Regions from separate parts of the Homo sapiens genome. Here region 1 is linked to region 2. A link is an interaction called in ENCODE POLR2A ChIA-PET data of the cell type or tissue named here. Cell type or tissue: PC-9. All regions are shown on one strand. Links, peaks and the distances in the headings refer to the core of each region. The heading gives the core; the rest is flanking DNA. Region 1 holds the start of PXDC1 (PX domain containing 1). Region 2 holds the start of LOC105374890 (a long non-coding RNA gene).

Region 1 (12,318 bases), core at 2,069-10,068, 340 kb before region 2:
CAAAGGCGGCATGGCCGGAGTTTGTTCCTTGACATTCTGATGTGTTGGGTGTTTTTTCCCTCTGGGGGGGTTCATGGTCTCACCAGCGAGGAAAGCTGAGGACCTTCGTGGTGAGTGTTACAGCTCGCAAATGCACCGTGAACCCAAAGAACAAACAACAACAAAATTTATTACAAAAAGCAAAAAAACAAAGCTACCACAGCCTGAAAACGGACCGTGGCGGCGTGCCGCGCTTGCCTCAGGCAGCCTGCCTTTATTCTCTTATCTGGCCCCACCCACATCCTGCTGATTGGTCCATTTTACAGAGAGCCGACTGGTCTGTTTTACAGAGAGCTGATTGGTCCATTTTGACTATTTTGAGCCTCGGGGAGGCTCGGGAGGCGCAGGAGCCCACGGCGTGGGGGAGGCTGAGGCATGGCGGGCTGCAGGTCCCGAACCCTGCTCCGCAGGGAGGCAGCTAAGGCCCAGCGAGAAGTCGAGCACAGCAGCTGCTGGCCCAGGTGCTAAGCCCTTCACTTCCCCGGGCCGGCGGGGCTGTCGGGGCCGGCTGGTCGCTCCGAGTGCGGGGCCCGCCGAGTCCACGCCCACCCGGAACTCGCGCCGGTCCATAAGCGCCGCGAGCAGCCCCGGTTCCCGCCCGTGCCTCTCCCTCCACACCTCCCCGCAAGCTGAGGGAGCCGGCTCCGGCCTTGGCCAGCCCAGGAATGGGCTTCCACAGTGCAGCGGCGGGCTGAAGGGCTCCTCAAGCGCGGCCAGAGTGGGTGCCAAGGCCGAGGAGGCGCCAAGAGCGAGCGAGGGCTGTGAGGGCTGCCATGCCGGTACACTGTCACTTCTCAGAAGGACGCAGGGCAGAGTTTCAGGCTGGCTCTGTCACCCATGCTGGAGTGCAGTGGCATGATCTTGGCTCACTGCAACGTCTGACCCCTCTGAGTTCAAGCGATTCTCCTGTCTCAGCCTCCTGAGTAGCTGGGACTATAGGCGCCCGCCACCATGGCCAGCTAATTTTTGTATTTTTAGTAGAGACGGGGTTTCACCATATTGGTCAGGCTGGTCTCAAACTCCTGACCTTAGGACCCGCCTGGCATATCTAGGAGGAGTGGACTAGAGAATGTAGGAATGTGAGGGATGAGATGGAAGACTGGGGGGACGGCGTCAGGCGTAGGCCATGTAGAGGCCTTGCAGGTCAGGCGAAGGTTTTGGAGTTTAACTCTTGAGTCAGGAAGCGTTGGAGGGAAGCCATTTCCAACCCACATTTAGTAACTGAATGCACTTCGATGGTGTGCTTATCCATGGACCAATTTTCCTCTGCTCCTTTTTCTCTTCTACATTTTCCTAGGATCTAAATTCTAATTTATGCATTTTTTTATTGTATATATTTTGGCAAATCATCTTAAATCTTTTGTGGAATCAAATAAGACACATCTGTATCTACATATTTATAGCTATGTCCCTATCTATCCATGTGGTAAAAATTTTAAAGTTATATTACTTGTTTGGGGCTTATATTACTGGTGAATATGAAGACTGATGTCTGCTCAACACATGTCAGAACAAAGTTCAGGCACAGAAATTTTATTTCTATTCAGAATATAAGAAAATGCTGAATCAAAGTGTAACAATGATCTCTTATTGAATCTAACCATACAAAGGGATCCCATGTTTGTCGTAATGTAATAGTTCCAGAATAAATATTATTGGCAAGCATTATGTCACTATGTCTCGTCAATGTTGATCTCAAAATATTTCAGATTTGAACTCCAAACTTTCCTTATTTTTCATACATAGTTTCCACAAACAAGCTCACTAACTCTGCTCATGATAGCCTATAGAAAGTAGGCTGAGTGAATGTCTCAATGCGCTAATGAATGTAAAAAAAAAAGTTTAGCTTCAACTCCTAAAATAAATCACTTCATGTATTAATGCATTCATACCATTAGGGAAAATACAGTGGGTTGTGGAGCAGGTACAAATGCTGTGACTGTCCATAGGCTGTTTGCTGAATAACCTCACAGCTTACGTATTTAAGAATGTTTACTGGAATGCCAGTATGTGAAAAGCATAAAACTCCAGCGACCCACCCTCCGTCAGTCCATAGGATTATTTGGTTCTGTGACTAATGTTGATCATCTTGGGTTTTCATTGATTCTTAGGAGTCCGGGTGTTCAAAAACAGCAACTTAAGTTTAGCAAATAGCTCAGTGGCAGCTTAGGCCTTGAGTCACAAATTCCATCCTTAGAAAGCCAGCAGCATGAAACATAATTCATATTGGCAAGAACTTGCAGAAATCAGAAAGTCAAGAATGAGGCTGGGAGTGCTTTGGAGTAGCAAGGCTGAGAAGGAATACAGATAAAAACATTCATAGAGAATTCACATTGCTGAGTGTCTCGGTGGTCATCTGCAGTCCCCCCTTCTTTGTAGTTAAGCAAACAGTGAGTACAAGTGATGGGCCATGGCCACACAGATAGTTCATCTGCAGTGACAAGAGAAGTGACCATGGAGATAATTCAGAGAACTTGCTTAGATGAATTTTCAAATTACTGCACTAGTGCTTGTTCATTGCATTAAATTTGGAAAACACGGAAGTACACAAAGTCAGTAATCCTATTCTTGAGAGATGATCACCATGAACATTTTACTATGACCCATTTGAAGATGGTTTTTTTTTAAGATGATTTTAGGCCTAGGATATAGTGTCTGGAATTGGTGGGTTCTTGGTCTCACAGACTTAAAGAATGAAGCCACAGACCCTCATGGTGGCATTCATAGTTCTTAAAGACAGCATGTCTGGAGTTTATTCCTTTTGGTGGGTTCGTGGTCTCACTGGCTTTAGAAGTGAAACTACAAACCTTGGCAGTGAGTGTGTTACAGCTCTAGAAGGCGGTGCATCTGGAGTTGTTCGTTCCTCCCGATGGGTTCATGGTGTCACCGGCTTCAGGAGTGAAGCTGCAGACCTTCACGGTGAGTGTTACAGCTCATAAAGACGGCATGGACCCAAAGAGTGTGCAGCACCAAGACTGATTACAAACACCAAAAGAACAAAGCTTCCACAGAGTGGATAGGACACCGGAGCAGCCTGCTTTTATTCTCTTATCTGGCCCCACCCACATCCCTGCTGTTTGGTCCATTTTATGGAAAGCCGATTGGTCTGTTTTACAGAGCTGAGGTCCTTTTTGACAGGGTGCTGATTGGTGCCTTTACAACCCCTGAGCTAGACACAAAGGTTCTCCACGTCCCCACTAGATTAGCTAGATACAGAGTGTGGACACAAAAAGTTCTCCATGTCCCCACTAGATTAGCTAGACACAGAGTGTTGATTGGTGCATTCACAAACCCTGAGCTAGACACAGGGTGCTGATTGGTGTGTTTACAAACCTTGAGCTAGATACAGAGTGCCGATTGGTGTATTTACAATCCCTTAACTAGACATAAAGGTTCTCCAAGTCCGCACCAGACTCAGGAGCCCAGCTGGCTTCACCCAGTGGATCTCGCATCTGGGCCGCAGGTGGAGCTGCCTGCCAGTCCCGCGCCTGTGTGCCCACACTTGTCAGCCCTTGGGTGGTCGATGGGACTGGGCGCCGTAGAGCAGGGCGCGGCGCTCGTCGGGGAGGCTGGGGCAGTGCAGGAGCCCACGGCGTGGGGGAGGCTCAGGCATGGCGGGCTGCAGGGCCCGAGCCCTGCCTCGCGGGGAGACAGCTAAAGCCCGGCGAGAAGTTGAGCACAGCAGCTGCTGGCCCAGGTGCTAAGCCCCTCAGTGCCCGGCCGGCGGGACCTGCTGGCCGCTCCGAGTGCGGGGTCCGCCGAGCCTACGCCCGCCCGGAACTCGCGCTGGCCCGCAAGCGCCGCGCACAGTCCCGGTTCCTGCCCGCGCCTCTCCCTCTACAACCCCCCGCAAGCCGAGGGAGCCGGCTCTGGTCTCGGCTGGCCCAGAGAAGGGGCCCCCACGGTGCAGCGGCGGGCTGAAGGGCCCCCCAAGCGCGGCCATAATGGGCGCCCAGGCCGAGGAGGCACCGAGAGCTTGCGAGGGCCGCCAGCATGCTGTCACCTCTCAACATGGGCCTCCAGTAAAATCTGGATTTGATGATGGGTTGTGAAATTTTCCCTAATGTTCCATTACTGTCCCTTCACAAGATCAAGGGACGGCATTGTTCCCGTGGGAAGACCAGTGTTGGCTGGCTCTCGTCTTTCACTCATTTGCCCATTTAATAAATATTTAGTGAGCATTTGCCATGTGTCAGGCACTGTACTAGGCACTGGAAATACGGTTAGGAATGAGACAGTTGTCTAGTCCCTGCCCTCCTAGCGATTACACCGCAGCCAGGAAAACATAACAAACTCATTACAATTATGAACCAATGCAGGGCACCAGGAGACGGTATAATTGTGTCTCCTGACACATCCCAGACCAAGCAAGGCCTACGCTAGCATCTGCCTTGCTGCTCAGAGTGGCCGGCAGATGGTCATGAGCTCTGGCAGCCCGGCAGAAACGCAGAATCTCAGGCCCCACCCAGGCCTCCTGAATCAGAATTTACTTGGTAACAAGTTCCCAGGAAATTCACAGGCACTGGAGAGTCTGAAAAGCACTGGTCTAAAGGAAGAATGGGAATGAGCAGTCCAGGGCAGGGGTGGCAGGCATTCCACACTGAGGGCCTGTGAGCGGGTCCCTGGGGAAGGCACAGGGCCGTTGGAGACCATGAACACCAGTGTGCTGGAACCCGGGCCGGACCAGTGAGTGGATTTGCAGGGGCCCGGCCAAGCAGGGCCTTGGTGTGGGACTAGCCCTCCACCCAGGGCCTTTCCAGACCCTCTTGGAGCCTTGTTTCTTGAATCTAAGGAACAAGGATCTCCCTGTCCCCTTGGGCTGTTGTGAGGATCAAATCAGTTACTGTATCTGCAAACATTCACAACTCTGAGGTCCCATCCCTTTTGTTTTGAAGAGAAACAGAGAAGAGCTGTAGTTTTTTTTTTTTTTTTTTTGAGACTGAGTCTTGCTCTGTTGCCGGACTGGAGCGCAGTGGTGCGATCTCGGCTCACTGCAACCTCCGCCTCCCAGGTTCAAGCGATTCTCCTGCCTCAGTCTCTCAAGTAGCTGGGACTACAAGTGTGCACCACCACACCCAGGTAACTTTTGTATTTTTAGTAGAGATGGGGTTTTACTATGTTGTCCAGGAGGGTCTTGATCTCTTGACCTCGTGAGCTGCCCACCTCAGCCTTCCAAAGTGCTGGGATTACAGGCGTGAGCCACCACACCTGGCCAAGAGCTGCAGTTTTGTGGGAAGCTCACTGAACTATCTTACCGTGTCTAGAACAACTGCTGAGGCAGAACTTAACATGCAAATCATGGTGCTCTTGTAAACAGCTTGTCAATCACATGAGGCTCCAAACTCCTTGCAAGCACAGATAGTGATTAAAAAAAAAAATAAAAGACCCTCTTTAGCTCTCCCTTTAGGGGTTGGGGGAGGTAAAGTAGGTGGGGTGGGAGAGGGGGTTACAAATAGTGGAACCTGTGGGGTTAGGGCACCCTGGGGCGAGCATCTCCTCTCCCACCCCACACTCACTGCTCACCTCCTGGCTCTAGAAGTTAATCTTATTTTTCAGACTATAGCAGCACGGAGTTCCCTATTGTGTTGTCAGATGCCAGATGAGTAGGTCACAGACAGAGACCTGGAGGGATGCCTCCGGGGTTTTGCATTGTCTTGCTGTTCACTTTGAGGGCCGGGGAGAACACATAGAACTTAAAAAAAAGCTAAATCCAAACAAAACTACCACCGAAGAAAAATAAACAGGACACCCCAACACCCCCTCAGAAGAAAAGGCCTTGAGTTTCATGAAGTCTTTTATTCTCATTATTTACTCTTATTAATCGGATTGAAGTATCTGGTTTCCAAAGCTCTTACCTACAACAGGACTCCTCCTTGGCTACACCTTTGTAATTCTAAACCAGGCTTGGAAGATGGGCAGGTGACCCAGAGAGCTCCTCTTTGTTCTCCATTTGCACATTCTATTATGTAGCCTCCCGCAATGAACTAGCTCATCAGCTGGATTTACAACCCGAAACCACTCCGTCTCCTCTGTATCTGTTACTGACATTTATATAACACAAGTCCTCAAAGGTGTTTACTGCACACTTTCAGCCATGTACCATTTTATTTGTCCTCACAACAGTCGTGGGCTTTTTAATTTTTGTTTTAAATTCCCATTTCACGGAAAGGCAAATGGAGGCAAAGAAACATCAAGTGAGCAGTTTGAGACTATATGATTGGAGTTCATCAGTGGCTGGGTAGGACCAATAGTTAGAAGTAGTCAGAAGTTCTAATACTCACTTCAGAGATTCTTTTATTATCATCATTATTAGAAAATTATTTTTTGTCTATTTAATATCTTTAATAATTATATCATTTCTAAAGCTTTCCACAAAAGGGCATTGCAGTTCTTCAATTTATTGCAGACATATCTTTAAAAAAAAGTCAGTCCTAATATTGAAGCTATAATACAGATTTTAAAATTATTGTCATTATACTGTAAACCACAATGAAGAACATCTTATTTATTTATTGAGACAGCGTCTCACTCTGTCACCCAGGCTGGAGTGCAGTGGCGCAACCTCAGCTCATTGCAACCTCTGACTCCTGGGTTCAAGTGATTCTTGTGCCTTAGCCTCCTGAGTAGCTGGGATTACAGGCACCCTCCACCACGCTCAGCTCATTGTTTTGTATTTTTAGTAGAGACAGGGTTTCACCATGTTGGCCAGGCTGATTTTGAACTCCTGACCTCAGGTGATTCTCCCTCCTTGGCCTCCCAAAGTGTTGGGATTACAGGTGTGAGCCACCGCGCCAAGCCAGAACATCTTATTTAAATGAAAAGGGATTAATATTTCACCAGGCAATAAATGTAGCAGTTTCTTTTCTCTCCATATCTACAACCAATGGTGATATTTTATAAGCTAATTCTAAAGAGAAGCATTTTTTTTTAAATGATAAAAGCCACGTTTTGCTCAGAACTACTACTGTTCACATACCACATAAGTTGTTTTACAGCAAATACCAGTTTGCCAGGCTCCAGATGGCAAAATGCTAAGTTGTGAGTTCAGTATTGTCCAGCTAGTTGTTTTTCTGAGATCCGGCAGCATGTACTGTTGAGAGAGGACACTGTGTTGCCGCCACTTCTCATAGCTGTCTACTATGGTAGACCATTCATGTCTTTAAAATGCAAGTCTTAGCAAAAAGCCTCCCACAAATTCAGTGGATATCACAATGTTCTGTTTGATAAAGTCAGTTGCTTCTTCAACTGTATTGTTGATTTCAGGTGCTGCTTTATTTGCTCATTTCTTAGTCTGTCTTTTTTTTTTTTTTTCTTTTTTGAGATGCAGTCTTGCTCTGTCATCAGGCTGGATTGCAGTGGCGTGATCTCGGCTCATTGCAACTTCTGCCTCCTGGGTTCAAGCGATTCGCCTGCCTCAGCCTCCCAAGTAGCTGGGATTACAGGCGCCCACCACCACGCCCAGCTAATTTTTGTAGTTTCAGTAGAGATGGAGTTTCACCATGCTGGCCAGGATGGTCTCGATCTCCTGACTTGGTGATCCACACGCCTCGGCCTCCCAAAGTGCTGGGATTACAGACATGAGCCACCACGCCCGGGCCTTAGTATGTCTTTTTGCTTTATGTACGTCTCTTTCAATTCTCTTCCAGTCAATCTGGAAGTCACTGCAGTTGCTGCAACCTTCCCAACTTTTGGGAGCAAAAATCCTGCATACCAGCCTGTCACGCCACACATTCCAATCTGGGTAGCTACTGAGTATTTCTCTGTAACACCATAGGTCTCCAACTGGGGCCAAACACTCAATTCCACCGCTGATGTCTTCTTGCATACTCAGTTAAATCCAACACTTCATAAGAGTCGTCATCACTTTCATATTCTTGGGGGCTGGGGTTAGAGGTCACCATGATACCACAGGTGGCCTGTTTTGGGGTGGTCCTGCCTGCCCTCCTCTTCCTGGCACTTTCAGAAAATAAGTAACAGAAAAATACTGAGAAGAAAATAATAATCTTATTAAGCAAATGGGCTTGTCACCGGTGGAGGATGTCCAGGTTCTTGGCATCTTGAACAAAGAATTGGACAAAACGCACAAACAAAGCAAGGAAGGAATGAAGGGATTTATTGAAAACGAAATTACATTCCACAGTGTGGGAGCGGCCCGAACATAGGGGCTCAAAGGCCCCGTTACAGAATTTTTGGAAGTTTAAATATCCCCTAGATGATTCCATTGTTTACTTCACTTACCCTCTACGTAAATGCAGAGGATGAAGTAAAGTTACAAAGTCACTTACAGCATACGCCCTATGGAGTGGATATTTCCTGTTACAGCCGAAGTGTGAATTGGCCTTATGTTCCCTGCCTCCTGACCCTATTTTCCTGCCTCAGGCTCACTGCTCAATGTACACGGAAGCAATACCATGGTACTGCCTTTGAGAAAAGAAAGACTTTATTGCAAGACCAGCCAGCAAGGAGACAGGAGGCAGGTTCAAATCTTCCTCCCTGATTTGGGGTCTGGGGCAAGTTCTAAGGAAGCAGAGGGCAAAGGAAAGGACTTAGAAATGTTGGCTGGGCAGGATCTGTTTGAAGGCCTTCAAATTTGGCCATTTATGGTACGGTATGTTGAGGTGGATTTTAGCCCCTATCTTCTGGGCCAAGAGACCCTTCCCTTCTGAGAGTTCGAATGTTCGGGTTCCAGTCATGTCCCAGTCTTCTTCGTTCCAAGGAGACGAATAGTTGGTTCTGGATGTTTGTTAGAGATCAAATCTTTTTCTATGGTGCATGCCTGGGCTTTGTGACTTAAGAGTTTTTGGCTCTGTTATACCTGCAAGGTAACTCAACATTGTTACAAACAGAGTAAGCCCCGTTTGGGCTGGTACTGTGGTTACAACGGCACTTATTCCCACCACCTAGAGTCAAGAGCTGCTGGCACACTGGCTGTTTACTTCCAGTTCCCACGGCCCCTATTCCCCTATACAAAATTACACAGGAAACATATGCGTTCATTTAATTAGCAAGTGTATATAAAAACATCATAGACAAAGCAAAAGTCTCTCTTGACACTCTCCATCTTGACCTGTTCACCGCCCCAGACCAGGTGAGGAAATTTGAAGCTATGCTATCTGCAAGTCACTGGCGCAGTCGGAATAAAAGTTGGTCGTGGTGGGGGCGGGGGGGGGGTGGTCATCTGGGTCGGGACTGAGTCGAGGCAGGTGGGACTGAGTGGTAGGGACCTGGGGGGACATCTGGGTCGGGTCTGAGTCCAGACAGGCCACCTGCCTTGGGCCTCTAACATTTCCGCGCAGCGCTGGGCTTTGAGGCTTTCCAGAGCGCTGCCGGGGCGGGGGCGGGGTGAGGTGAGGGGCTCACCCTGGCTCTCCCACCCCTGCCTACGGGCTGTGAGGTCACTCGATTCATTTCTGGAACTAACTTGTAATTCTCAAACAAGTGCTATTAATTCTCTTCCAACTAGGAACGGCCTCAGTAACGCGCCGCTGAGTCAGTTTTCAGGGCGGGCGGTTTCCCCAAGTCCACTCCTGAGGCCCCTCAAGAGCACCCACCGCGTCCAGCTTCCCAGGGCGCTCCTTCCCAGGAGACCTTCTTTTCGCCACTGTTTTCTCCCCTCTTCCCACTTCTCCGAGGGCTGCCCCGCGGTCTGTCCGGCCGTGTCCCAGGCCTTGGCGCGGCTGAGGCATGACCGGAATGCGCGGGAGGACGCGGGGCACGGAGGGGACCTGAGGCACGGAGGGAACCCGGGGCGGGCCGGACTGGCCTGGGCCCTCGTCGGGGCGGTGCTCGACCCGGCCCGCGCCCCCCGCCCCGACACTCGCAGCCCCGCCTCCGGACCCCGGGTAGTTGCCATCCCCTCGCGGGCCGGGTGGGGCGCGCAGCTCCTAGCCCTGGGAGGTCCCGAGGATCGCGAAACGGAAAGAGAAAAAAGTCTGCGCCGAGCGCCTGGCAAGCAGGGCCCGCCCCGCCTCCCTTCCCGGCTGGTCCAGTCACCGACCTGCGGCTCCGGGGCCGCGAGGGAGGAGGCGCGGGGGGCGCGAGGCGGGGGCGAGCGCTTGGGACTCGGCCCGGCTCCCGGCTCCGGGGGTTCTCGTGGCCGCGGCAGCGCGGTCTCTGCGGAGGCGGCGGGGGCGCGGCCAGCCGGACCTCTTCCTTTCCAGAGCGGCCCGCGGCGCCCGTTCCGCGGGAGGCGGGCGGGAGGCGGACGCGGCCTAACCTCGACGTCGACTACCGCGCCGCCCGCGATGGGAAGCGCCTTATAAAGCCGCGCCCGGCCGGCCCGAGCCACTCGCCGCCGCGCCGCCCCGCTGCCCCGAACGCGGGCCATACGCAGCCTCCTTGGAGTGACGGGCCGACCCCGGACGACCCCGGCCACGGACAGACCCGGGACGACCCCGGCCGGGGCGCGCCTCCTGCGGGCGGGCGGGCGGCGGGGCTGGGGAGCCCTTGGCGGGGGCATGCGTGCGACATGGCCTCGGCGGTGTTTGAGGGCACGTCGCTCGTGAACATGTTCGTGCGCGGCTGCTGGGTGAACGGCATCCGCAGGCTCATCGTCAGCCGGCGCGGCGACGAAGAGGAGTTCTTCGAGATCCGCACGGAGTGGTCGGACCGCAGCGTGCTCTACCTGCACCGCAGCCTGGCGGACCTGGGCCGCCTGTGGCAGCGCCTGCGCGACGCCTTTCCCGAGGACCGGTCCGAACTGGCGCAGGGGCCGCTGCGGCAAGGTGCGGGGCCGGGGACGCGGGAGGGGCGCGGGGCCGAGGCAGCCTTGAAGTGCACGAAGGAGGCGGGGAAGAGACTTCAACCGAGATTGCGACTTCTCCTTTCTGCCCGCCCTGGACAGGGGACACTTGGACCCCGCGCCCGCAGACGAGGGGTGCCCGGGCGGCGGGGTTAGGGGGACGGGGAGCCAGCCTGCCCAGCCTGGGGGCGCCCCCGGCGGAGGAGCCAAATGGGGCGGGAAAGGGGCCGAGGCCGGCAGGGCGGGCGCCGGACTCTCCCTGAGGACGAGTCACTTCCGAGGAGGGCGGGGGCGCCCGGGGCTGAGCGGCTCACAGGGTCGGCCCGGCCCTAGCCCCCTGCCCGGTACCTCCCGAGGGCCGGCGGGCGGGCGCACTGGGAAAGCGTCTGGGAGCAGTTAACTGCAGGGTCCGAGCCGGGGGTCGCGTCGGGTCTGGCCGCCGCCCCGAGTTCTCCCCGCGGAGGGCGCGCCCCTGGTCTTCGAGCGCGAGGTGCCACGCAGCCCTTCCGTCCCTCCTCGGAGCGGCCGCCCCGCCCGCGGCTGCCGCGGACAGCCAGGGCCCCCCCGCACCCCCGCCAGGGCTGGTCCCCATTCGCGTTTGATCAGCTGCGCCGCCTCCTCCCCGGCCTCGTGACCGTCCTGGCTCGCGGGAATTCTTGTTTTCAGAAACCGCGGTGGCTTCCCTTTTCCTACCGCTCTGCCCGATCTTTCTTTTGGAGGCCAGGCTGAGGGGGTGGAAGCCGGGAGGACGCAAGAGAGAGGGACTGGAATTGAGACGGGAAGAATTGCGGGGTGGAGGGGGCAGGCCGAGGAGAGGGGCCGCCTGGGAGGGCCGGGAGGGGAGAAGGGGCGGGAAGACTGGAGGACTTCCGAGCAGGTCCCACCCCCCTCCATGGGTGACCACCTGTAGCTCGGAACATTGGGACAGTGGCCCAGCAGCCTTCTTTTCTGCAGTCCTCCTCTAAGCAGAGACCTCCTGAAAGCTTGGGGCCAAGTTACTGAAGCAGAAGGTGGCCCGTCCAAGTCTCCCCAGCCTCCTATCTGGCTGCGTTCTTGAGATAACCTGTGCTTTCCCCTGGCGATGGCCCCAACCCCAGTGTGAGAATTACGTGGATAATTAGCTTAGTTCTCATGACACATCTTTTGGAAGGGCTCCCACAGCCAGCGAGTTGGGGCCCTGAGCGAGAAGGCCCGCCTTTCAGGCCTCCCTCTGCTCCCCAGAGCCTCACATTTATAGCTGTTCTCCAGACAGTTGGGTGTTATTTCAAGCATGGAAGCAGTTTTCCTTGGATTTGCTGTTTGTTATGATATTTTAAATTTAACAAATCAATGCCCAAATCAGGAAAGCATCGTGAAGGAACAGCGGTTTATTCAATGACCTTTCCTGGAACGAGGCTTAAATACACTGGAGTCCCTGAGCTTCACTGTGGTCAGGCGTCTGAGCTCCGTGACCCCAGGCAGGCTGGTTGGAGCGGGATCCCCGTGGGGCTCCCCACCTGTAACTTTGTGCTTGTGGTCTCTGACGTTTGTGAGGACTG
Region 2 (10,833 bases), core at 554-8,553:
CATGAGTAACCCTTATCATGGTAAACTTGCTGGGCCTGGGAATCCAGTTGGTTTACTTGTTGCTTCAGATATGCTGTCTATTCTTGTGCCTAGTTGAGGAGGGTTTAAGGTAGCAGGTGGCTGCCTTGCTCTGGGTTTCCTGCACCCCCTCCCCAGGGGGAAGCCCAGAGGCTGGGAACTGTGGAGCCAGCAATACTTCTAACCAGGCTTCCTCTCCCTACCAGGCGTGTGAGTGACTCAGTCTCCCTCCACTGTGTTCATTTTCCACTGTGGCACTGTTAATGGATAGGGCTGATCACTGAATGTCTTATTAGCTAGCACCTTAATGGGGTCATGGCTGCCCAAGGCCAGGTCTGGTCATTGCTCAGGTGGCTGAACTCACAACAGTATTGGCAATTTCCTCCAGTCCCCTAAATGCTTTATTAAAATTTCTTCTGCCTCCTGGCCATCTCATAGAAGCATAATATACTCATTTGCATCCTTTAACCTCAAGTAAACTCATCAATGGGAAGTCTTGGGGGAGACATGAAAGCATTTCAGATGACTCCCTGCCATCAAGACAGCAGCTGGTGCCCTTCTCCCCGGCAGCAACCTGGGGTCGGGATGTGTTCCTCTCCTGCCAAGATTGTGCCCGACTGAGGCTCCCAAAGGCATGATGCAACTGGGAGATGAGTGGTTACAGGTGTTGAGAGCACCTCCTCTCCCAGAGTGTATAAACCAAGCTGGAAAAACAGAATGTGCACCCACTGTGATTTATGAAGCTGTCACTCACGTTTTAAGGCAAAACCTGTATTCCTGAAGTTAGAAATAGGTTGTGTGGTGAAAGGTTTTTATTATCAAAAATACATTTTTTCCTAGAAACAGCATACATATGTGAATGTTCGTTTTCCAGGCTTGCCTCCAAAAGCTCACTGAACTCATCACCTAGCTGTACGACCCTGCATTTGCAGAGCAGAGCAGCAGCAGCCAGTAGTCTTTTGCATGGTTCCCACAGCGTTTTTGCTTCTCCCTGCTCTTGGGAGTTGTTTGAACCCCAGCCCAAGACAGTGAAGCTCATTCATTGTCTTCAAAATGGCAGGGCAGTGTTGGCCAGTAGTTCTCAGAGTCGCAGGGCAGGTTTGCCGAACCACACTGCTGTGCTTACCTGCAGGAGTCTTCATTCAGTGGGCCTGGGATGGGGCCCAAGAACTTGCCTTTTCTAACTAGTCCCCAGGTGGTGCTGATGCTGCTGGTCCCTGGAGCAGTTTGAGGACCACTGGAGCAATCATGGAAGGAAGTTAACCCTGTAAGGAGCTCCTGTGTCTGAATTCTTAAGAATCTGTGCAACCAGCAGTGCCCTTCTCCCCAAATTCATGAATAAACCCTGACAACAGCAAATTCCAAGCCGTCTTTTATTGATGAGGCCCTTGTGCAGTCTGTGCTTACATTCCCATATTCCGTTTCTTCCTGGGCCTGGCGTTGCAAATCACTCTGGAAGCAGATGGGGTAGAAAAAGAAGTCACCCTCCTCAGACCTCTGGAAAGCATACCTGTGTTGGGGGCATCGGCGAGCCAGTGTGTGTCCCAAGGAGTCCAGGGCAGAAGTGGGGACATTGTGACAGGCAGTGGCTTTCTACTTATCCCAGCCAGGCACCTTTCCCTGCATCCACTGACACAGAGCTTGGCTTTTCCTGAATTTTAGTGAAGCTGAGAACCACAGCTGTGGCCTCAGGGGCCTCGATAAGGCTCTGGAAGTTTGGAAACATGAGGCAGGACCTGAGCTTACAGTGCCCTCTAAGGATCCTCTGTGCTGCAGTCTGGGTAGCATAGAGACAAGGGGCGGGGGGAGACATCTAAGAAGACAGAACTAGGATCAGGGGTCAGCCCACCACCTTCCATGTTCCCCATCCCCTCCAATCCTGCCTCTGCTCCCAGAACACCTCCCGCTCCGGTGTTCCCAAATGCATTGGCGTGAATTTCTTCAGCTTCTTCCCTGCACCACCCCACCCCCGTCTCCACTGACCTGGAGTTGCGCGTCCAGACCAGAAGCTTTGCCCACTTCTTTGCAGCAGAAGCAGGGGCATCTAGACCCCCGGCTCTGTGTCTCCATGGCCTGGCCAGCAGGGACCCTGCTTATGTGCCCCTCTGGCCCAGATGAAAGCTGCATGTGGATTTGAGTCCACACTTGGACACACATCCCTTAGAGGGAACAAACAGGGGTTTACGTCCTGATCCTGCAAGTGGAGAAAAGAAAAATGAGAAGATTTGTATTTGTTTGTATTTTTCTTATTAAACAATATAATAGTCTGAATGTTGTATTTACTAATTGACCGGCTTTCTCTCCAAGGAGAGCAGATGGCTTTAGAGGGAAACATGGGAAAACGCAAGGGACACTTCCAAGGGCAAAATAGAATGTTTAGTTAAAGTTCATATTTCAACATTTACTACTAATGCTCGCTTTTATTTTTAAGACTCCTCATAAAGTTTGGGGAATGTTTTGGGATGAAAATGCAAAAGTTACTTTTAACCTCCTCATGTCATCACGATGCCCATGCAGAAAGTTGACAGGGTCTCCCAGCCCCTGGGCACTCAGAGCAGCTCTTCATGGTGAGGGACCACTGGTCCTCAGGGATGCCTGGTCTCCGTGGCTGCCCACCTCTGCCTCAGTTTACATTTCCCGTGGTGGTTGGGACAGAAGAATACACATCCCCAGACTTCCTGCGTCATTCTTTGCAGACTTATAATCTGTCCCAGACTAAAATGTTACATTTCCTTTTGTGGGCAAATTATATGTCTCATTGGATTTTCAAAACCATGGAAGAGACTCTGACTGGTGTATATGGCATGGTACTGGCAACGGTGCGGTGGTCCCTGCAGGGTTATTGTATTGCCCTTATAATTGAGTACGACTAGCTCTGTGTATGTTTCTCTCTGATTTATTTTCTATTTGCCCCTCTCTAGTGGGATCTTGTGTGTGATAATGCCTGGAAGGTCCATATCGCTAAGTTCTCCTTACTGGTTGGATTAATCTTTGGCTACCTAATAACTGGATGCATTGCTGACTGGTGAGTACCAACATGCCCGCCGCACGAACCTTTGGAGGCCACAGCACGCCTTTGCTGGCTAAAGAAAAATAGTCAGTGTTAGCTTACCATGACTGTCTTTTCCCAGTGCCAGAGCAGAAGGCCAAAGCTGCCACGTGGAGAATGCAGAGCTCGGAGAAATGGCCCATGCATGTAGCAGATCATTTGGAAGTGTGAATTTAAATTCAACGCAATTCTCTAGCTTCTAGAATATAGCAAAACCAGCCTGCAGCCCCATCTACTTCTAACCTTTGACGTTTCATTAGAAAGAGCTTGAAGACTTATGTGCAGGGCTGCAGGAGGTGGATGCACTAAGGGGCAGCTGCAGAAGATGCATTAAAAAATAGGGGATGGGGAAGCTAAAGACCCTTCCCCCATGCGAGCTGAATGAGTCAGGCAATGCTGATTAGCTCCTCTACATGTCACGTGGATTTTGGAGAGGGGCAGTCCTTGGCCAGGAGATGCCTCTGTGGGGTCTGTAGGGAGCTGCACCTTGAGTGATAAAGAGCATTTCGGTAATACAGATGGGCGCTGTGGGCAGGGGAGGGTGGTGGCCAGAGGTGAGAATGCATATGCAATAATGATAACATTAGCAGCTGAAAGATTACCGTGTAGCAGGCACTGTGCTAAGTAGTTCCATACATTAACATCTCCTTACAACACCCCGAATAGGAGATGCTATTATTACCTGTGTTTTACAGTTGAAAAAGCAGAGAAGTGTAAGTAAAATCTCCAAGTTCACTCAGCTTTAAGCTGGAGAGCCAGAACTTGAAACTCAGCCACCACGTGGCCTCAGAGCCTGCCCCTCCACCAGGATGCTGCAGCGCTTTTATTTAAGGCATTCTGTGGTCACAGGGGCAGCAGCGGTGAGGTGTCTAAGCAGGGAGGCAGTTGCACAATGTTGACAGGTTTTTCAAGTAGCGAGATTGCTCAGGAGAGAGGCGTAGTGTAACTGTCTCCCCAGCTTACATTCTTTTATCTTTAAAGGATTTTTTTTTTTTTTTTTTTTTTTGGTGAATCGAGACATCTTGGCCTTGAGGAAATAAGGGCCCAGAGTGATATGGAACAAATTCTATAGGTTCTGTGACCTCTGCACCTCAGTTAACTGAGAATGCTGGCCAAGGCAAGTGCCTGGGCGGACAGCAGCAGAGGGTCACATTACACATGTGGAAAATTTCTTCCAAAACCCAGCGTGTATTTGGGAGTTCCTTGAGCTGACATGTAATGTGATTTCCTGTGTGCTTGACATCTGCCTCATCATGATTTGCAAGTGCTTCTCATGGACACGTTCTCTGTGGACAGCAACAGAGAAGCAGTCAGTGACCTCTGGAGACCTACGCAGGGGACCTCTTGGGGGCTTTCTTTGGTAGAGGCAACACAGGGTTTATTTTTTTAAACCAAATACTTGAGTTCATAGGTTTCTAGTGTGGGCTATATTGGTCTAAAATATACCGTTTCCCAGAAATCTACATTGAAATAGGTTAGAAAAATATACTAATATAATCCATGTCACTGTCTTTCTAAAAAAATGCAAACTCAACTGGGGTTGTAGTGTCCTTATTCAATAAATAATTTAATAGAAAAGTAAAAATCGACTTTTATGAATGAACCAGTCTGTAACAGTTTAAATTGTTTAAAGATTGTTTTCTTAACTTTCTTCTTGTACACACATGTGATGTGGCCTCCCTGATCACACACCAGGCCTGAGGACAAAAGAGTTTGGGTCTTGCTCTTAGAGTAACCAGAAGTCTGACATCGCAAACCATTTCTCTGCAGTTGCTTTTCTGAGGTTCCTCCTCAGATGGGCAAGATTGAGGGGGTGCCCCGGGAATCAGGGGCAGGCTGCCTGAGTGGTAGTTTTTGAACATTTTGAGTGGCCTTCCCTTTCAGTTTGAAAGCTTGGTATTTTCCAACTCCATTTTCTGGCATTTGACTCCCTGCTTGAGCCTTGCTTAAAAGGAAATAAACCCATTTAAAGGGAACTCCAGACCTCTCGGCTATGGGCCCTGTTTCATGGCTGCAGGGGAAGTGGATCAAGTCATACAATATGCTTCCTAAGGCTGCAGTCAGCATTTAGTAACATTTAAGTAGTACACTTCTTTCTTCAAAAAGTTACATTTTTGACACCAAGTTTTGTCTGGGGATGTTCACTGGGTATTGGTATAGAATCTGCTAGCTCAGGTGGGTGGGAGGGCCGATGGCCAGTGGCCCCAGGGATGCGCTCACTTCTTCGCTGTGTTTGTTACTGCAGCAGCCCTCTGCCCCCTTCCCCAGCCTGCCCTGGGAAGCTGGCCAGTATGGGCTTCCACAGAGGACCCCTTGCCCGCCAGCTCCTGGCCGAGTGTGGCCAGTGGGGAGCACCAGCTGTAGATCCTCAGGGGAGAAGAGAGTGAGGTCAGGCACTTGTATGCCCAGCTTGCTCTCTGCCAGGTTGGAGGGGCCAGCCACCTCCTGTCCATGACCTCCACACAGCACCTCTTTCTCTCTGGGGCCAGGACCATCCTTCCCCTACTCCCTGCTGTCGAGAGCCGCAAGGTCAAACACCGTCTGTTGTGGGTTCCCTCTCAGCTTGTTTACTCTTCTGTAAATAATCCCTTTATTACCATCTCCTCCAGTCACTTCATTTGAGTGGGACCTCTGTTTCCTGTTGAGACCCTGTGTCGGTTCTCTATGGCTGCTGTTACAAATTGCTACCTGCTTGGTGGCTTCCAAAGCCCACATGAATGATCTTCCAGCTCTGCAGTTCACAAGTCCAACAAAGGTCTCACTGGTCTAAAGTCGGGGTGTCAGCAGGGCTGCATGCCTTTTTGCAAGACCCAGGAGATAATCTGCTCCCCTGCTTTTTCTAGCTTCTAAAGGCCACCTGCATTCCATGGCTCATGGCCCCATCCTCCGTCTTCAGAGCCAGCAATGTCAAGTCAAGTCCTTCTCACACCACTACCTCTCTGGTTCCCTGGAGCCAGGGGAGGTTTTCCTTGTCATTAGATTGGACCTACCTGGAAAGTCACCTCATCTCAGGGTCCTTAAGCTTAATCTCATCTTCAGAATTCCTTTTGCCATGAAAGGTAAAATACTCACAGGTTCTGAGGATTAGGACATGGACAGATTTGAGGACCATTGTTCTGCCCACCACAGATCCTAAGTGATAAAGTCCTCTGCATTACGGACAAGGACTGTGGCTTTATCAGTCCTCTCTGAGAGGGTTCTGCCCTGGGAGCCAGTTTCTAGGAGAACCATCCATGCTTGTAACTAACATGTATTGAACGCTTGCTGAAGCATTTGTTCATATCCACTCCTGTCGATAACATTATGAAGCAGACATTAATTGGCCCTTACCAAAGGGAACTCCAGGCTCGTTTGAACAAGCCTGGTCTTACTCAAGGTCACATAGTTCAGAAGTGGTGATCCTGGATTCAGAACCAACACACTCTGACTTCAAAGACAGTGTTTGCCCTGTAGACCTTGATAAGTTTTACTTGTTGATTTTAGCCACCATTTTTCGGGAGGCAGCACGCTTAAAAAAATCGAACATCTTTTCTAAAATATCAGAACAGAGCAAACCATGTTTGGTAGGCATCAGGGACGTGGAAACGCAGGAAGGAATGAGCACTACAACATTGCATTATTTCCTCTGCGCCAGGCGTTGCATCTGTGCCCATCATCCCCCCTAGTGAAGGATCTCAACACTCCACAATGTGGGATGCTTATCCCCATTTCACAGACCAGGAAAGTCAAGGGTAATGCAAAATGTTAGAGTTAGTTCATTTTTCTTCATTTTAGGAGAATGACTAAAGCTGTATTTTAAATTTATTTTTGTCAATGAGTTAGATTTGGACAAAATCAGCTACACAGTCTTTGCTGGTAAGGGCTTCCTGATCCCAGCACTGGACAAGGGAAAGTAATGGCTAAAATCTCCAGGTGAGATTATTGACTTACATTGAGCTCCTAGCCTTGGCCTTGTTTCACTAAACCAAAGTGACTGATGGGAATGGTTAGAACTAAAAGTTCTGAGTGTAATTTCATCCTGTTGTTCCTTTCCCTGTATTTTCTTAAAATTCCATCTATCTCTATAGGGTAAGGCCATGCCTTAATTTTTTTTTTTGAAGTTTTATTGACATATAATTTGCATCCCATAAAACCCACCCATTTTAAGTGCACAATGGAATGAGTTTTAGTATATTTGCAGAGTTGTACAGCCATCACCACACTCTGAATTTAAAACATTCCCATCCCCTCAAAGGATGATGGAAACATCACCCCCCAGTCCTGGACAACCACAAATCTACTTTCTGTTTCTGTATATTTGTCTTTTCTGGGCATTTTACTTGCATGTAGATGTCTTGTAATTAACACGTCTAGGACAGTTCGAGCCCCTCAGCTACCCTTTGTGGTACTGGGGACAGGAGGTCTGGATTTTTCCCCCTTTTTTCTCCTGGCAAATAGCATCCACTCTGCCCCCATTTCTCTGAGTTATCCTTTAGACCAAGCCAATCGTGTTTGATGGAGAGTTATTGTTGCCATTTTATTTCTAATCGGTTAATCAAGGAAAGATGGAAAGTTAGCATGGGGCCACAGGAACTGGTGACTTCCCCATTCTTGTGGACCACCCTCTACTGTCCTCCCAGGCACTCTAGAAGCACATCGCCCCCTAGTGGTCACTGATCTGAAACTGGCCAGCTCCAGAACCCACGAATTGAGGGTATCTGTGGCCGTTTCCAGAGAATCATCACAGCCTGGGCTCCCTGCCTCTCAGTCCAGCCGAGGGGCTGCACTGTCAGCTCACTATCAGGTCACTGGGCATTTAAAGTTCACGCTGTCTTACCTTAGTGTGTGATCCCTTAAAAATTACTTCTCGTCGTGTAGCTGAAACAAATTGACAGATGGCTTGGCCCTGGCTCGGATAGGCTGTGTGTAGGATCAGGTATCTGACTTAGTTAACAACCTGGGGAGAGGAAACAAAGCCGCTTTGCTTGGTGACCATGTTGACTTTTGATCCAATCCCAAAGGTCAACGATTTCTCAAGACTTTTTATGCTGGGTGTATCAAGGTTCCTGTTTGGAGAATTATTAATTTTGTTCCCCTTGCCTTGAATTATATCACTATACACTCAGAAATAGACTCAGCAACAGGAATTGGGCTCAAGTCTGAATTCTCTTACTCTGTAATTGGTTGATCTCTGCTCCCTTATCTCGAGAATTAGGGGGTTGGGCTAAATCTCCCTTTTTACCCATAGTAGCCTAGGATCTAGTGAAGTGGGTATAGATGGCACAGGACTTTTTACCCAGTACTCATTCAACATATATTGAGTGCCTGCTGGACACCGGGTTTCAGCATCTAGCGTCATTGTCTTGTTTCACAATGATTCCTAACTTTTTCCCTCTCCATATGCAGGGTCGGCCGGCGGCCTGTGCTGCTGTTTTCCATCATCTTCATTCTGATCTTTGGACTGACTGTGGCACTGTCAGTGAATGTGACAATGTTCAGCACACTCAGGTTCTTTGAAGGATTTTGCCTGGCTGGAATCATTCTCACCTTGTATGCTTTACGTAAGTAGGAGCCTTCACGACTAGTCTTGAAAGAATTTAGCAAAAGTATTGTTGCCTGGGAGGTTCTGGGAAAGATACTGTGCATGCTGCTCGTGTGGGCTGGCAGTTTTGTGGAAACACAAACATTAAAGGCCTCAAGTGTTGTGAAAGAGGCTTTTCAGGTGATGCCGTGAAACATTTCACTCAATCCTGATCTCCAGCTCGGGCTCAGTGCACATCAAAGGACACGGGAGGTTGCGTAACTGCTTGGAGGAGTGGCGATCGGTTCTTTCCTGATATGGAGAGGCTTTCGGTTTTCTTCAGAATTGTCTGCATTGACATCCTGTGTGCTTCTATCTGGTGCATAATTGGGTATCCACACAGAATCCAAACTTTCCACATTCTCATGTCCACAGTTGTGTCCTTAAGTGGTCTGGAACTGAGACCTAAGCATTGGTACTGGAAAAGTAAATGACAGCATTAGCTAGTATTTGGTCTTTTTAGGAGGGTGAGACATTTCTTTCATTGATCTATCTTGTCTGTTGGCTGTATTAACTCTGCTGAATATAGTTAGGTTTCACTTATTTGTAGGTGGTGTTTGCTAGAACACAACCACACACCCATAAGGAGAAGAAGAGTTTTAGGCGTGGTTATTTTACTTATTTACTGGCTTTATACTTTTTAGTCACTTTGTGGAAAGATCTGTTGGGAATACTGTAAGATTTACCATGTATTTTGTCTTTTTCTCTTTCTTTGACCACACGCACAGGAGTCAGGTATAGATTAAGTAGCAATTTCCAGTGTGACAACATAAGAATAGTTCTAATTCTCTTAAATTTGCATATTAAAGACTTCTTTTAGATAGCTAAAATTTTTGTTCCACTAGAAATATAATCCATTCAGGACATAGTTTTATTGTCACAGGAAGGAGCAGACACAGAAAAAGGCTACCGGTATATTCTTCTAGATCCGTAGTTGGCCGTTTTGTCATCAATGTTTAACTGAATTGTAGTTTCTTAGAAATCACCTTTTCCAGTTTACTTGCATTTGTCTTAGAACCCTTGTCTCTTGGGAAGTTCTTTAGGAAGATATGCATGACAAGATGAGTGGGCCTGGGTGATGGTGTTTGGGGAACTTGTTTCTTTGAATAAATAATGCGAGTATTGGGCTTGAACCTCCCCAGGCAAAATGCCTGTGCCGTTGTCTATGGCCCTGACCCCTGACAGTCTGTGCAGAGGAACAGGTCTAAGCACTTTTCTGGAGAAGCCTCCTGGTCCTGCCCTCAGGCAATCCCTTGGCCCACATGTGTGCAAGTGCGCCGGGACCCTTGCTCTGGGCAGCCGTCCTTGTCAGGCTTCCATTCTCACAGGGGGAGGGCAGTCCAGTCCTCTCACGTGGATGGTCATAAAAGGGGACAGCTCTGCACTAGGACAAAATGGAATAGCTGTGCTTCAGGAGCTCTGCAGAGAATATAACCTCAGCCTCACCACCCCCAGGCAAGAGAGTGTTCATGGAAAATTACCTTACCGCAAAGATGGTGTATTGGTTTTATCTTGCATGCCAATTACTAATGACTGGCTGAAGCTGCCAGAGAATGGGGAGAAGACTTCTGAGGAGACTTTGGGGCTCAGCAGAAGAGAACACCTTGATCCATTAGCCATGTCTGCCAGTGTCAAGGAAGGAGGGTAGGGAAGGGCTACCTGTGTAACTGGCATTTGCCATCTGGAGAGACTATCCATGAATGAAGCCAGACCAGGAGTGAATTGTACCTGAACGGCATTGTTTCCACCTCACATATTCATAGAATTGTTTTACTGACTTGCACTGTGACATCATGCCATTGACCTCTGAAGCCAGTTGTTATATTTACTACAAAATATTATGTTGAAGATGTGTTTTCATTAGATTACATAGTGAGCTGTTTATAGCAGAAGGTTCTCTTCTACTTCAGAACCATTCAAAGAAAGTACTTACCCTAGGAGATTGCTTCCCTCCAGTCTCTTAGGCACAGAATCATATAACCCAGACACTGGCAAACTTTTTCCATGTGGGAAATTTTTCAGGCTTTGCAGGCCATATGGTCTGTCACAGTTACTCAACTCTGCCATTGTAGCCTGAAAGCAGCCATAAAGAATATGTAAATGAGCAGGTGTGGCTGTGTTCTAATAAAACTTTATTTACAGAAACAGATGGTGGGCCAAATTTGGCCAGTGGGCCATAATTTTTCAACCACTGATGTAAATATTT

Evidence for each region. ChIA-PET counts read pairs that join two places held together with the same protein. Peaks named below come from ENCODE experiments on the same cell type or tissue, not always from the same donor. Only the 100,000 strongest peaks of a DNase experiment are listed, where the experiment ranks them.
Region 1: POLR2A ChIA-PET joins it to region 2 with 12 read pairs; 3 of 35 experiments call an interaction of 5 or more read pairs at or near these places.

Annotation. Positions count from the first base shown.
Region 1 is chr6:3,749,721-3,762,038 of GRCh38, reverse strand. It overlaps PXDC1 (PX domain containing 1), which reads left to right and starts at 10,326. Exons shown (of 5, transcript NM_183373.4): 1 at 10,326-10,763. The coding sequence starts at 10,508. RefSeq lists enhancers at 673-1,186, 4,261-5,226, 5,389-6,255 and silencers at 9,813-9,982, 10,033-10,272, 11,023-11,102. In PC-9, for the core only: a CTCF peak has its summit at 9,924; no DNase peak of the experiment used is centred there; H3K4me3 peaks cover 655 bases.
Region 2 is chr6:3,407,962-3,418,794 of GRCh38, reverse strand. SLC22A23 (solute carrier family 22 member 23) reads left to right here. Exons shown (of 10, transcript NM_015482.2): 2 at 2,940-3,043; 3 at 8,453-8,607. It overlaps LOC105374890 (a long non-coding RNA gene), which reads right to left and starts at 8,095. Exons shown (of 3, transcript XR_926397.3): 1 at 7,884-8,095; 2 at 2,002-2,212; 3 at 816-1,470. RefSeq lists enhancers at 3,343-3,844, 4,909-5,408, 7,992-8,136, silencers at 5,466-5,760, 8,808-9,028 and a cis regulatory region at 8,058-8,071. In PC-9, for the core only: CTCF peaks have their summits at 7,527 and 7,729 (motif pointing left); a DNase peak (open chromatin) is centred at 3,954; H3K27ac peaks cover 1,303 bases.